Linked DNA regions of Mus musculus: region 2 is linked to region 1. A link is a loop called in an ENCODE intact Hi-C map of the cell type or tissue named here. Cell type or tissue: heart. All regions are shown on one strand.

What was found. A loop is a pair of places that touch in the nucleus more often than their neighbours do. Peaks named below come from ENCODE experiments on the same cell type or tissue, not always from the same donor. Only the 100,000 strongest peaks of a DNase experiment are listed, where the experiment ranks them.
Region 2: it touches region 1 in a loop (4-fold over the local background); 10 of 42 quality-filtered maps call a loop at or near these places.

The regions. Positions count from the first base shown.
Region 1 is chr17:51,174,706-51,182,705 of GRCm38, forward strand. It overlaps Tbc1d5 (TBC1 domain family, member 5), which reads right to left and starts at 4,647. Exons shown (of 22, transcript NM_028162.4): 1 at 4,395-4,647. In heart, no CTCF peak of the experiment used is centred here; DNase peaks (open chromatin) are centred at 3,986 and 4,676; H3K4me3 peaks cover 2,312 bases; H3K27ac peaks cover 2,221 bases.
Region 2 is chr17:51,107,708-51,115,707 of GRCm38, forward strand. The region is part of intron 2 of Tbc1d5 (TBC1 domain family, member 5); the gene reads right to left. Among named protein-coding and RNA genes, the nearest start is that of Tbc1d5, 68 kb to the right of the region's middle. In heart, a CTCF peak has its summit at 3,639 (motif pointing right); no DNase peak of the experiment used is centred here.

The DNA of each region.
Region 1 (8,000 bases):
CATTACATAGTAAAACAGAAATCCCATAATATCCACATTTGTGTTGGCTGAACATAATGCACTTGCTACTTCCTCCTTTTTTAATGCCAGTAGCAGGCTACAGGCTATCTCAGAAACACTAGGCTACAACTAGAAGAATATGACTCTAGTTCTAACTCCACCAAGGAAATACTGATATAACTTGAATGCTTTTCCTTCTTCCTCTCCAAAGCGGGGTAGATAAAAGACAAGGAGAGCAAGAAAGGAAAACCATACCAGAAGAGTTAGTTCATCAGCTCTCCCAACACAAAGACCTATAATTAATCACTTTAACCATTTTAATTGTATATGCATAATGTTAGACCAATAGCACCACCATTTTCAGACTTTCAGTATCTCAAACAAACTGTACCAACTAAATAATTTCCAATGTTTAATTAGGCTATTTTGTAGTCATTTACAAATGAAGTGAAGATAGAATAATGAACTCATATAGACACAAGAAAAGGCTCAACAAATTATGAAAATCTGCAATGTCTAATCACAAAACTTCCTGTTTTTTCATCCATACAGACTAAAACATGGAAACTACAGATGCTTTCCCTCTAATCACAAAGGCATGATTACAACAGTATCCACAATAATTGGTAGATTGTCATCTTGCCATCTTCTGATGCTGCTTTTTTTTTTTTTAATGAGACAGGGTTTCACTATATAGTCCTGAGTGGCCTGGAACTCATAATGTAGACCACACTGTTTTCACGAAGATTAGTTTGTCTCTGCCTCCCAAGTGCTAGGGTTAAAGGCAGCCACTGTCAGCCAGGCCAGAGGCAAAAAAAAAAAAAAAAAAAAAAAAACAAAACACACACATATATATATAAAACATGTGTGTGTGTATATATACATATATATATACATACATATATGTGTGTGTGTGTGTGTGTGTGTGTGTATACATATAAAGAAAAGATGTGTTGTCCTGAAATTCTTCAGTAATTAAATACTGCAATGACTTCTAAAACTGACTAAACTGATTTTATAATGGATTATTGCTCAACACACAAAGTACTACAATGTTTCATATAAAAGTTTTATACAGATTTCTCTAAGATCACCTGTATTATAAAAAGATAATGCAGTGGCAGTGTTAAAAAGAGATAAGAGTGACAGTGTTTCTGACACTAATGAGAAAATACTGTTTTTCCACTAAAGTTCCAAGATATTACTTAGTATGTGTCAAAAATAGGATGTTTTCTCAGCAGTACACCATAACAAAATGACGTAGGAACACTTCTAAATGTCATTATTCTACATAACCAGTCAAGACTAATTAGAAAGGTCTATTTCTGACATAGTATAATTTTAATAGCTTTTGTTTGACCTAAATATGTTAATGGTATTACGGAATATGACAATAAAACTTCACCCTCCCCCAAAATAAATAGTATTGGTTTTACAAAAGAATTACACTAAAACTATAAAGAGATGGTGAAAAAATCCTACAAGCAATAATAATTTCTCAAGTTTCAGACCACACAGCATACCATACTACTATCCTACTGATCTATCCATATGGAAAGAACTGCCTAAACAGACAGTAAAGCCCCACTATTCACACCGACACAGAGGAAGACACACAGAGAGAAGTCAGGGAAGGTGATATATTAATTTGCAGTAAAACATATACTATTCAACTTAAAATATAGTCCTTTATTTATGGGTTGCCCTTCCTACTTTTTCAGTGGCTAGTTTTTATTGCCCTTACTAGCCAAATAGAGGGCCAGGAATTTGATTAAGTTCTAAACCTAAATAATAAGAAAACAAGTGTAAAACGACAAATACAAAGAAATTTTATCAAAACTAGGCATTGGGATAGAAGAATAGGAAAAAGCCTTCCGTATAAAATATGCATGAAGGTGAAGGGAGGGCAGACATAGGTGGGCCAGGAAAGGCCTTCCAAGTCAAAGCAAAGAAGACACAGTTTACATTTAGCAGTGAAGAGATTGGGACAGCCAAACGTGTGAACAAGTGCGAGCAGAATACAACTTTACAGGTGTGTCTTACGCAGCTCACTCAGGAAGAGCAGAAGCACCAGGCACAGGGTATTAACAAGGGGACATTTTAATTCTTAAAATGAAAATAAAGCTCCTAAACAGCAACACTACAAAAATTCATCCCTTTACTTCTAAATAATAATTAATAATAATAATAATAATAAAAAGGAAGTTATACAAGATAATTAAGATTTGCAAGGATTCATAAGTCAGCCAATCAGAATCCCAAATTAGTATTAGCTATGTCAATCAGGAATGTGATTTATCCATCCAGTTTCTGTTTGCTTAAAAGTTGTAACAATAAAGTGAGTTAAGATGTGTAATGTATTTTAGGATATAAAGAAGCAAGGTAAAGTAATAACTAAAATTAAGATTATAAAACTTATGGGACTAGAAGTAGCTGCTATTAGACTTCCATAAAGACTTTCATAAAGCTCTTTAGAACTTAACTACTTAGCCTGTAAAGGGCTCTACGTTCAATTCCTTGTACCGTAGAAGTAAAAGGACAACCATTTTTATGTATGAAAACCAGAAGAAGTACATGGAATACTTTAAACTCTTTCATTTACATTATAAAAATTACATGAAGGAAAAAAAAAAAACAAATCCAGGTAGGACACCCTTTGTGTGGCTCTCAACTGTTTAAAATATGTGCTTCAAATACCAAGAACACACTGCCCAACTGAGGCTACACTTGAAGATATCAGACACAATGATTTTGCCAATCGAAGAAACTTTCAACCAGCATTACACACGAACCCAAGATTCCGAGCCTATGCCTTAATAAAAACTCAATGAACTGGGAAGCGAGTCTTTTAAGAAGTACGCCAAACCATTTTAACAAAAATAAATAAATAAATAAATAAATAAATAAATAAAACAAAAATGTGGTGCAGGCACCACACAGCATACAGAGCACACAATTTGTACTTCTTTTCCTTCTCCTGGAATCCAGCGTTGGTTCACTCTACTTCCCCCAAGCAAACTTTATTAGTGCACCCTGACACTGAACTTTCCTATCAGGCCACCTCTTCATTCCAAGGGGTGTGTGTGTGTGTGTGTGTGTGTGTGTGTGTGTCCGTCCTTCACAGACACGTAACTTCATTTCTATACACAGAAGATATTTACACCTTTTGTATTGAACAAGGTCTTGTCCATCACCACGTGAGAAATGCAGAATAACAAGTTGTATCAGTTACCACATCCACTGAATTCCTATCACATTTTTAACAAGAACCCAACCCCCAGGGACTCAGGTTTGATCAACGCTCTCTATCCCACTGCAGCTGCCCTTTCCATTCTATTTCGGACACCAAGGAAGTCCTGGAAATAGAACTGAACCAAAGACGCATAACGGAAAAGTGAGTTTCTTTCCCACTGTATTCCAAGAGTTCTTTTCCAATAGTGCATCCTGTGCCACAGCACACTAATAAGAGGTGGTTTGTGGACTACACTGTGATGGACTACGCGTACAAAAGCCCTAGCATTTCAGCACAATCCACCTCAGGCAGTTTAGCATGTAACCTGCATAGTAAAGTTTCAGTCCAGTTCAGAATTGAGAAATGGGGACTCTGCAGAAAGTGATGGGGGGGGGGGGGTGGAAGTTGAAGGGTTATAAAAGATGTAACCTTCAAAAGCTGTTACCATTCTCAAGCGCTGAATTGGTTAGTAAGTCGTCCTGAAACTATTAGTAACTAGGAGTGACCAAACTCTAGGTCGCATATCTGCACAGAATGTATTGGAAGAACAGTACATTTCCAGGAAAACAGAGGGGGCAGGGGGAACTCTCCCAAGTCGTTCTCCTCGGGTCCTGCCAGGCCTCGAACTGACAGATGCCGGCGTGACTAACTTAAGTAGCACTAAGGCAAATTAAGGCAGGAGAGGGTTTCTCTCCTCCGAGGCTGCTCGGCTCCGGGCTCCAGCCGCCTGACTTCCGGCCTGGGAAGGAAACGTGCAGCCCAGGGCTGAAAGAAACAGGGAACCGGCCAAAGAGGAAGTAGAGCTGGCTGAGCAGCTCGGCAATGCCCGGTAGCTGCTTCCCGAGCTCGTCCGGGAGCGAGGACCGAACGGGGACGGGGACTGGGACGAGCGGGCTGAGAGAGGCTGCCTCGCCCGTGTGCGCGCTCGCCCTTCCGCCCGCTCGCCCGCCGGCCCGCAGCGGACCGAGCCCCAGCCCGCCTCCCTTCCCAGCCCGCGCGCAAGCCGCGGCCGGCGGCTCGGGCCTTCCCTGGCGGCGGGACGGGGCCCAGCGAGGCTGAGGGGAGGCCGGGGAGGGAGCGACGGCTGTGCAGCTGCCCGGGGAGGCTGACGGGGGAGGCGAGGCGCTTTTTCACCGTTAGCATCGTTATGTTATTTTTTTACCTGTAGCGCAGCAGGGCTCCCCAGCTCCTATTCCCTGAATCCTCCTCCCCTCCTTTCTCTCTCTCTCTCTCTCTGTCAGTCTCTCTGTCTCTCTCCTCTCTTTATCTCGCTCTCTCGCTCTCTCTCTCTCTCTCCCCGTCAGTCTGCCGGGCTCTCGTGGAACACGCCGGGCCTGGCCCGACCAGCAAGAGAATGGGGCGGGAGGTGGCGGCGGTGACCAGCGGCCACGTGACCACGCTCCCTCCGTAACGGCGTCCGCCTCCTGCTGCGCGCCCTCCCGGCGCTCCACCTCTAGTAACCCCGCGCGCCCGGGGACCCGTGCGCAGGCGCGCGCCCGGGCCTGGGACGAGCCAGCGGGTGAGCCGCGGGTGACCCGCGCTCTGGGAGCCTGGTGTCTTGGGGGATAGGTCGGGGTGAAGAGGGAAAAGGGGACGCCCGAGACCAATGGAGCTGCCTGGGCCATGCCGATGCGCATGCGCGCGGGGCCTCCCTACAGTGGGAGCCGGCCTTCTGCCACAACCCGAGGTCCCCCACTTGCCACCAGCTTCCCAGGGTGGGACTGGCATCGAGGAGATAAGTCAGGCCTGGGAACGTCCTAAGAATCTGGCACTCCTGCCTCGGATCGCACAATTTCCTTGTCTCCTGTAAATGGCCTTCCCTTCATCCTTGGTCTACAGCTGTACAGACTGATGACAGATAGGTCGTGCCACCCAATTTTGTAGGGACTCACTACCTCTTTGTGAAGACCTTCTTTGTATGAATCCAGAGAGGTGCTGTTTTTTGTTTTGTTTTTTTAGCAACCCCACACCTGTAAAAACACACAGGTTTTATCTTCTCAGACCTCGAATCTAGACTAATGACTAGTCATTAGATAGTTAATCTAATGAATGACAATTTTGGCAAATGACTAGACCCTGGTTTTACCGCCCTATGCCCCTGCTTAATCCTGACTTAAAGTTGCATTTAACCTCCAGCAATGGGAGGCTGGTATTTTCTTCTTCAATAAGAAAGTGGTAAATAGCTCATCTGAGTTGGAGAGAGAGAAAGAGAGATCTCTTATTAATCTGTCTTTACAAATAGCGCAAAAAAAAAAAAAATCAGTTGTTATGTTCAGATTATGGAAACCAAAACAGAGGTCAGAAAGTTAGCTAGCTTCCAAGGAAGGCATACCACACTTAACACAGTGATTCTCTTTTTTCTAATGCCCTTCTCACTGTAGCAGAAATTGAACAGGTTGAATAGAGTAAGCTATTAAAAGTTCTGGCTAAACTCATGATTACATTAGTCTCATGAACAGAATCCTAAGAAATAGGAAGATGCATCATGCTGTATTTGGATATTGCTCTCCCAGCTAGCAATACAGCAGTCAGCCACATGACTGGTATTCTACAATGTATAGTGGACTTTGTTCTCCGGCACCGAAATATCTCACCGCAGACCCTCATCTCCTTCCTGAAGTACTGACTATGCTGGTGTTACTGGGACTGTAGAGGTCCTTCAGTGTGGTCACCAAATGACAGGAGAAATCTCTATCCCCTCTTGGGACGCTTAGTCTCATAAATAGCATAATTTAAGAAGGGACCGAAGGGCAATTTCATTAGAGATGAAAAGAACATCTCTGAAGACTATAAAGCTCAGCTGCTTCTCAGAGATGGATAAAAGAAGACAGAAAGCAGCCATACCATTTGTGGTGATTAAATAAAAATCGCCCCCGTAGGCTCATGTGTTCGAATGGTTAGTCACCAGAGAGTAGAGTGATAGAAGGATTTGAAGGTGTGGCCTTGTCAAAGGAAGTGAGCTTTTGAAACCTCAAAAGCTCATAGTGGGCCCAGTCTCTCAGCCTACAGATCAGGAGTAGTTTTCAGCTGCTTCTCCAGCACCATGTCTACCTGCATGTCTCCAGGTTCCTCACCATGATGATAATGGACTAAACTGACACTGTAAGCAAGCTGCCAATTATTATTTTCTTTTCAAAGAGTTGACGTGGTCATGGTGCCTCCTAAGACACCATTGAAGCTGGCACAGAGGGTAGCTACACGGCCAACCACCAACTGCATGGTATGGAAGGAGACTTTACAGAAAGAAAGAAAGAAAGAAAGAAAGAAAGAAAGAAAGAAAGAAAGAAAGAAGGGAGGGAGGGAGGGAGGGAGGGAGGGAGGGAGGGAGGGAGGGAGGGAGGGAGGGAGGGAGGGAGGGAGGGAGGGAGAGAGAGAGAGAGAGAGAGAGAGAGAGAGAGAGAGAGAGAGAGAGAGAGGTAGAAAGAAAGAAAGAAAGAAAGAAAACCCAGAGTGTTAAGGAAAACAAGATTAGGAAGAGACAGAAAAAATTCTAAAAGTAGTCTGACTTAACTAGCTACACAGCTGCAGCCTATACAGGGGATTGGGATTCTAGGTAGGAAAAAGGACAGGATTTCATTGAAAAGATAATTAACCCCACCTATCTCTCTAACTTAAGGTGAGTCCACCCTTCTACAGGCAGCCCTCTGGCCAAGTGAATGGCCCAATCCAGCTAGAATATTAGGTCTCCAGGCCTGAGAGTTAGTTCGCTGTCTTGATGGGGACTTAAATGCTAGGAAGAGTCAGCTAGGTCCCTGCTTGCCTAGTATATTATGTGACCAAAAATGCAAGAAGATATGAGAAACAGCCCAGTCATTCCCCACAACCTGCGTCCTGGTTGTTCCAAGATGGGCAGGCCCACCTGACCCCACTAAATGCAGCTCCACTATCCTTTAGATCACAACAGTAACTTAACAAAGGAACCAGTTCTCTCCTACTTGTTCTTTCTCCCCTCAGAAACAGTCTGTCTATAAGAGCTCAGTCTATAGAGCACTACGACAAGGTGGAGAATAACCCCTTAGGTTCAGTCTCCCAATGTTTTGTTTTGTTTTAAAGTAACCTTAGAAAAACAAACTGAACTGATGAATTCCATAGGATTCACTTATGCTACTTGTAATACAATTCAAGAGTTACAGCATCCCAGCATTGTTATAAATGTGGCAATATCTAAATGAACTCTTTGTCTTGGGTGACACAACTGGAAGCACAAGGGCCAGCCCTTGACTATAACTGGCTTTCTTTTCTTTTCTTTTCTTTTCTTTTCTTTTCTTTTCTTTTCTTTTCTTTTTGTGGTGGTGGTTTTAGGTTTTTTGAGACAGGGTTTCTCTGTGTAGTACTGGCTGTCTTGGAACTCACTCTGTCGACCACGCTGGCCTCAAACTCATAGAGACCTGCATGCCTCTCCGAATCAGAGTGTTGAGATTAAAGGTATGTGCCACCCACCACCTGCTGTCTAAGCCTCTGTCTTTATGAACATTCAACTCCACCCACCTAAGGCGGCCTAACGTGGTAATAAAATGTAAGTCCTGTGGTATGGCGTTGTCGACTGGAAAGTGAGAGGATTGTAGTTTTCTCTTTTTCAATCTTTTATCATTGTTGCTGTTTTTACAATAAAATCTGGTACACTCAGTTTCCTCCCTCGTGGTTTTCTTCCTCCTCTGAGGAGCTGAGGCGAAACACCCTCATCTCATCCTCTGCCCCACCCTCACACTGCAGCTACAGGACGAAGGTTTGGCTCTAGAGACATCTTAACTCTCATTCTAGTCATAGC
Region 2 (8,000 bases), 67 kb before region 1:
CATAGTAGGTAAATGATCTACCACTAACCTCTACCTTTAATCCTACACAAGAATATTTCAATGTCATTTTCTGATTTGCCCAGAAGCCTGTTACCTCAAGGTGACAAGTGTATTCTAGAAAGCGGGATCATCAGACCCAGGGAAAACCTCATTCAGAAAAAAATCCACACAGGGGATGCTGTTCTCTCTTCCACATATCAAATTATACTCTTACTGTAGGCCAAGTCAACCTGACTTCTTATCTGTCTATAAGTTTTGGTGTTTGGTGCTTTTCCTCAAAGTTACTACTCTCCCTTCATAAACATTAAGTAGCTTGGAAGATACCTTTGGAAAAGCAAATATTATTTTTCTTCTTAAGCCTTCCACCCATTTTATTTTAAGTGACTGACGAATCCTGCATGAAATAATTATTACTGTGGTGTTTGTCTTGCATGAAGTAGAAACATAAGGGTTCTTTAGAAAGGCAGTTGGATGGTGCTTTGCTGGGGCAAACATGTGAAAGTGGATACAGGTGTGAAAGGCTCAGGCAGACTCATGAAGGGAAGTTTTACTGAGGTAGACACAGGAGAGAGGATGTTCTGCTAAGGCAAGTATGTGAAAGGACACATGATGAAGGATTCTTTTTTTAACAACATACATGTATTGGTACACTTTACATTGCGTAGTTGAGCTGGAGTCTTCAGGACTCTGTGGATTCAGGTTGATTGGATGCACATGCTGAGGTAAGACACGTGTTGAGGCAAGACACATGGAGGACACATGATGTTTGGAGGGTACAAATAGGACTCCGCAGAGTGATGGAGACAGAGCGTGGCTTGCTAGTGCAGCTAGCTGTGCAATGCTTGTTGGTCTCAAGTCTTCACTGATAGAGGCACAGCTGAGAACTTCTCGTGGTGTTCCTGTTGGTCCCTCCTGCTGACTCACTCCTAGGCTGAGGCCTAGCTATCTCTGCTAGGTTGTGTCACCATTGTTGCTAACTTGACTCTACCAAACTGGACTGCTGGTGTATCCATGAAGTGTTTGTGAATGGATCGAGCTGCCGCTGCCTGCTAACCTGTGAACTGAACTGCCAATTTCCAGACAACACAGACAGGTGTTGCTCCAAAGAACCTTTCTAAACAGGTCCACTTCCCCCAAATCCTTTATTTTCCACTACCTTTAGTGGGTGGTGGGCTACAAGGGTGCTAAAAATGTTTAAGAACCATTATTAAAAATAGGATTTGAAAAAAATTAAAGTTACACCTCCCTGACCTGAGAGGTCCTGGTGGTCACTCTGTTGTCCCCGGTGTCCTGAGGGGACACTGCTTGGTTTCTTTCCTTCTGTAACTGGCAGGTGGGACAAAGGCTGCCAGTGAAGTATGACTGCCTTTTCCATCATGAACCTTCACTCAGTTAAATAGCCATGTATCTCTAAGGCCTTGAGTTAGGAGGAGTTTTTATACAGCCCTAGTCTCCCTATGCAACTACAGCTCGTGCTGTATCCTGGCCAAACACCCGTTGTGTTGAGTGTTAATTTATATGAAAGTCTCTGAATACACTTTTTTAATTACATCTATCTCTCTATCCATCCATCCATCCATCCATCCATCATCTATCCTCTATCTAGTTTGTGCGCGTGTGTGTGTGTGTGTATTTACATAGAAATCTTTGAATATACTTCCTTTATTACATCTATCATATGTGTATGGTTATCTAGAAATCTTTGAATATACTTCCGCTATTATATCTATCTATCTTGCATGCATACACACATACACACATCTGAAAAAATTAAAAGTTATAATTACAATACTTTTATTTCTTAAATTACTCTACACTCAATAGTTATAATAGAGAAAAACATGGTTTTAAAACTCTATCCAGTAACAAGGGAGAAATTTCTTAAAACAATAAGGTGTGTTAACTTTAGCTCTAGTGACTTAACTTCCTTGATCAGGCATCTACTAGCTCCTTTTCTGAAGAGTCTGTAAATTGTAAATGACATCTGTCAGCAGCTGTATTTCATTTTACATATAACTATCCAATTTTTTGCTACAAGTAATGCATCATGATGCATATTTCAGGTTTTCCAAATAAAGACTCATGAGTGATCTATTTTAAAGTAACTAGTTCCAGAGCACATTTGAGGCTAAAGGGTAAGCTTATTTCCAGAATCAACAGAAAAATAGCAAACGATTTGTCTCTGCAAATCTACTCCCATTCCTCAACCCGAAACCCTGTCACAGGAACAGAAGAGAATATACTGGGTAAGTATGAGGAGCAATCATGAAGAACAGTGAATACCACAGCTCTTGCTTTTCAGAAATATACTTTTGACAGGATGAAGACCCAAAAACATGTAATATAACCTTAAACTATTCAGTTACTCTTTACAAAAGGAAAACTTGTCAAGTCTAGTGTGGAAAGACTTCAAGGTTACTCAGGGTTTCAAGATTTTTTTTTTTTAATCAAAACTTTACTTTGTACTTCTTCATCAAATACACTGCCTTACATTAAAGACAAAGAATATCACTTATTATGTCAGACTTGATATTTAAAGCTACAGAATAATAGGCAATCTGGTTTATCCCCAATTATATTTTAAACCTCAAGTAAAACTTTGTCATCTAACCACACTCTTCAAATGAAAACCCCAGTAAACTAACAACTAGTACCAAGTCTAGAAAATAACAAAATGCATCAATAGTATGTTAATTAGTATGTGGTAAACAATGCATATTCAATATACTCCTAAATCAGGTTTATAGTTCCTTCTGGACTACTTCTACTGCCAACTAAATTTCAATTTTCAGAAGTGTATAATTTTAATTATTTCCTAATAAAACATGAAAAGGACTTAGAATATATCTAAGTATCAAGGAAACATTATTATATGTATTATATTTATATATTTCAAGGTTATAATCTTTTTGTAAAGGATATGAAGTCATAGCCAGGGAGAGGTGGCGCACGCCTTTAATCCCAGCACTTGGGAGGCAGAGGTAGGCGGATTTCTGAGTTCGAAGCCAGCCTGGTCTACAGAGTGAGTTCCAGGACAGTCAGAGCTATACAGAGAAACCCTGTCTCGAAAAACAAAAACAAAAACAAGAAAACAAAAAAGTATAAAGTCATTTTTCTCAAGTAATTTATTTTCATAGAAGATACTTGGGGGACAAAAATTGATAAAATATGAAACTCTATTCATATTTATCATATTAAAATATTATGATGGCAATGTCCTGCAAGCTGTATCATAACTACTACTGTAGAATTTATGATGACCTATTTTTTTTACAAATCTTAATTTATATTTTATTAAATGAACTCTTGGTTTAAATCATAGTCATGTGTACTATTTTATTTTAAGAATTTTATCTAATGGATTAGGCCATGAAGTTAAGTTAAGGTGGTTATTTTCTGACATTTATACAGCAAGTTTATACATGACTAATTTGTATTTATATACTCTTTAAAAATAAAACTTTAAAATAGTACATTGTTTGGTCCATGCTTTAACACACTGCTTTATTATACTAGTATACTTTATTATACTGTAGAGCAGAAAGTAAACCGCTGATATGCAATGGCAGACCTCTGTTTAAGAAAGAAAATCACAGTAAACAGCTTCCTAATCTCTCAGATCCCAATGACCAGAGGATAATTCTAACCAGCAGGGGGAGATAGGAAGGAGAGTAGTAAGACAAAGAACAGGCTACAGGCTAGAAAAGCAGTTATAATTATAGCTGGGAACACAGAATTTGTTAAAGGAAGTCTACTGTATAATTATATTTGAAAATTTAGCAAGATGCCCAGAGGCTGACTCGCAGCTGTCAGGAACTGGTAACTTTACTTCTGTTCATGCAACTACTACTTCAGCAACCAAATCTAGTATAGAGATGTTACTAGAGCTGGCACTTAGAGCAGAGGGACAGATCTTTTACAACATTTTGTCTTCTATGAAAATGACAGAGCATCTATTTCAACAAACCTTCTCACCTTGCCTTCCTTTTCAGGTTTCTTTCCTTTAAAACCTAAGGATTCTCACAGCAAAGCTATTATCTATAGGCAGTTCTCTCCCCTAAATTGTAAACAGATTCAGTTCCTAACTATCAGTACAACTCTAAATTCTGCATGTTTATAACATATTCCACTTACTCGGCTTTGCCTTTCTCATTCCCACTGATTCCTGTCACACCTAATGGGCCCATCATAGTCTGCCAGGGCTGAAGCTCAAGATTTACCTTTGCTCATTCCCGCCCTTCCTGACTTCCAAGGCTTTATTGATCCAAGCCATCAGATCCTATTAACTTTTGTTTAAAAAACGTTGTCATTCATCAATAAAGGATATACTAAAGGACTAATTCTATCTCACTGAATGTTACATTATTGAGAAATTAGTTTTACAGCCATAATCAAGTGAAAATTGGGTCATTAGGGTAGGCCCTAATCCACCATGAATGATGCCTTATAAAAGAAATGTAGACACAGACACTTAAGACAGATAATTATGGGTAGACACACAGGAAGACGATGGTCACGTGATATAATATATACAATCCACAAGACAAGAATACCAAGATACCCACAAACAACAAAAGTTAAAGAAGATAAGCAAGGACTATGCCACAAGTCAGTCTTCACCTAGCATTTTGAACTTACAGCTTCTAAAATGACATACTTTTATGATGCCATAGAGTTTTGGGTATTTGTTACAGTAACCTTCATCCAATTTGTGTTGCTTTAATAAAATATCACAAAGTAGGTAATTCATAAGCAATACAAATTAAATTGATTAATGGTTCTTAGAGATTGGAAAGTATAAAAACACAGCATGAACCACTGGTAATTCTCTTCCTTTCTGCCTCAGTCTCTTACAGAGATGCAGAAGAAGAAAAGGAGGATAGAAGAAGGGTGAGCATGTATGTAGAAGAAACCTGGAGTGAGGGAAGAAGCAAAATCAGCCCTCACTAGAGCCTCTGACAACAGCACTAATCTCTCATGATCCACTCATGTCATAGGGGTCCCACTTAACACTGATGCATGAGGTCAAGTATATACAGCACTCAAAACTTCTCTAATAAAGTAATACTTACCAAGAGACATGAAAGAAGGAAGGGGAAAACTCTATGGATATCATAAAAAAGAGTTACCAACTAAAAGGAAGATCCTATGCAAAAAGGCAGAGACTAGAAGTCCTGAAAGACTAGCAATGAGGTTTTTATGGATTCAAAGGAGAATGAATGCAGTTAATGTCTGAGGAAACCAATAACCATCCATTTTAAAGTCACATATGCTTTTAGTGAGTGTAAAAGTAGTAGTTATGAATAGCCTGATATACTATTAACTAAAGAGAATCACTTTGACGTAGGTACAGAACAAACTTACAGGAGAAGGAATCTAGCTAGTACAATTGGGGAAAGTTCAGGTGACATTTATTAGTTACTTAGAATAAAGTAGAGGTGGAAAGAAATAACTATATTCTGGTAATGAAGATAAATACACACAGAGAGACAGACAGACAGATACACATACTCATGCACATGCATGCAAATTTGTTTACTAGCTTTTAGTTTATATAAGAAAGTAATAAGTTAAATAGGTAGAAAACATTTTAAAGATAGGGCTTTCATCTAGCAGTTTTGTATTTATAAATGTCTCCAAGTCCACATCTGGTTTTAAGGAATTTCATTCCTCTTTTAGAGGGATCACTTTTATTGCATGCTATCCACTGATAAAATTCTAAAGTTACATGTGTTAAAACAGTAACTTCAGTACAGAAGCTATAATTACAATATCCTCTATAAAATTCCATCATATAATCCAATCCCAGATTTTGACTGAAGAAACACTCAAATATAATATCTTCACATGAGAAAACACCATTCTATTAATCTATAATACTCAATTTAATGTTTTACATTTTAAATGACAATATTACTCATACCAAATATCACATTTTCCTTATAAGAGAAAAGCAAAGAAAAATTATATTCCTTCTTGTGAAATTGTTATTCATGAAAGAAAAATGTGTATTATCATTCATCTGACTCAAAAGAAGTCTAAATGCTGTCTAATAAATAACATTTTTATTTAAAACTTGAAGACTTAAAACCCACTTGTACCAGTAGAGAAAAGAAATACAATGTGTTTTTAAGAACAGAACAAAAAAAGTACTTAGAAGAATATTGCTTTGTTATCAATGAGAAGCTTAGAATATAGCCAATGTTAACTAGCCTGTGTACAAAGCTCACTGTAAACCAGTTACCAAGGCACAAGTCTGAGACACAAATGCTAAAGCAAAAGACAGTGAAAGCCATGAGACTACCAATTATGAAATCACCTTAGTAGGGAACATGGAGGGGAGGACTTATTTGTGAGGAAATGTTAGAAAGTACATATTACAGATGGAACGAGACTAACAGACAAGATATGTGCTGCCAATTACGGCTCTGGCAAAAGCATTTAATAAACACCATGATCAAAAGAGCCCTAGGGCCTAGAAGATATGTCAAAGGGTCATGTGCCAGCTATTAAGTATTTAGATATGAGTTCAGACCCCCATTACCCACATAAAGGCCTATAATCCAGTGCTGGGGAGAAAGAGGCAGAAAAATCTCAGGGGATTGATGGCCAGAGGATCTAGACAGTTCATGAGCTGCAGGTTTAGTGAGAGACCCTATCTCCAAAAGTAATGTATAAAGCAATGAAGAAGACACCTAACATCGGTTTCTGGCCTCTACATGTGTATATTAATGCAAACATGGAGTGTCAGGTGCTCATGGTAAAGTTTAATTTTCCAAAGTTCCTAACACAAACTGATATCTAGTTTTTTGTACATTAATCTGTTCTTTGTTTATAAAAATTCCGAACTTTGCCCCATCCCTGTAAAGACCATTAGGGCAAGAGCATCTATGTCATTACCAGGTCCCTACTGTAAAGTCACCAACAGTCTCGCAGCTTCATCCTTTTCAAAAAACCAATCAAGACTGGAAACACTGACACCAGAGGGATCATAAACCTGAGACTGTGTGAAAGCCCCAAGGAGAGCAAGGAGAGAAGCCTTGGCAAAGAGGCCCTTGAGGCTTTCTCCTCATTGGGGAAAGGAGGATTCCCGGGCCACAAGATTCTACTCTTTTAGAAGATAACCCAAGAACAAAGATGCAATTTTAAACCAAAAAAGAGCCACGCATTTGTTAAGACCAAGGTCTACATTCAACACTTCTATTTTCTCAGAAAATAAAAAAATTAACTTTTGGGGGGATACTTTTTACAAATCTGGTTTATATCACACTTACACATAGGACTTCCTACTCTCATTAGCCACTTATTCCATGTTTGTAGTAATATTTTCTCTTTCTCAGTCTACCCTAAGAAAAAATATAAGGCACTTCTTAACGTCAACATTATTTTATGTATGAATAAATCATTAACTTTCAAAACTTTATCAAGAATCTCAACTATGAAATCAACAAATCAACACAAAGTTCTAAATAATGAAGTTTCCTTAAACTTTTCTTCAGTATTTATTACATATGTTTTCTTTTTTTATGATAGATAAGTATGTCAAAAAATTAAGGACAAGTCAGTACACCATCAAGGGATCTCTCTCTCTCTCTCTCTCTCTCTCTCTCTCTGTCTCTCTCTCTCTCTCTCAGATCTGTAGTACTCTATCCTACTGCAATTCTAAATTTAAAAAACTGGTACAGTCTTTCAACAATCAAGGCCAGGAAAAAAAATTAGGTTAATCAAAATGAGAAATATTTCAAGATTTTAAAACATATGGTGATTTAAAGATTTAAAACATGGTGACATTTAAAATGTAGAAGGAATATTTTTACTCTGATTTTATGGTACTCTCATTATTCTCTAAGAAAATTAGCCTTTTTTAATCAAATGAAAGACCCAAGGATTAGAGAGTACCTCAACCACATAGTTTGCTAGAATTACCACACATAAAAGTCTTATGAGGGGCTTCTATTGCTGTGGGAAAAAAAAAAAAAAAAACTCATGACTATAAGCAA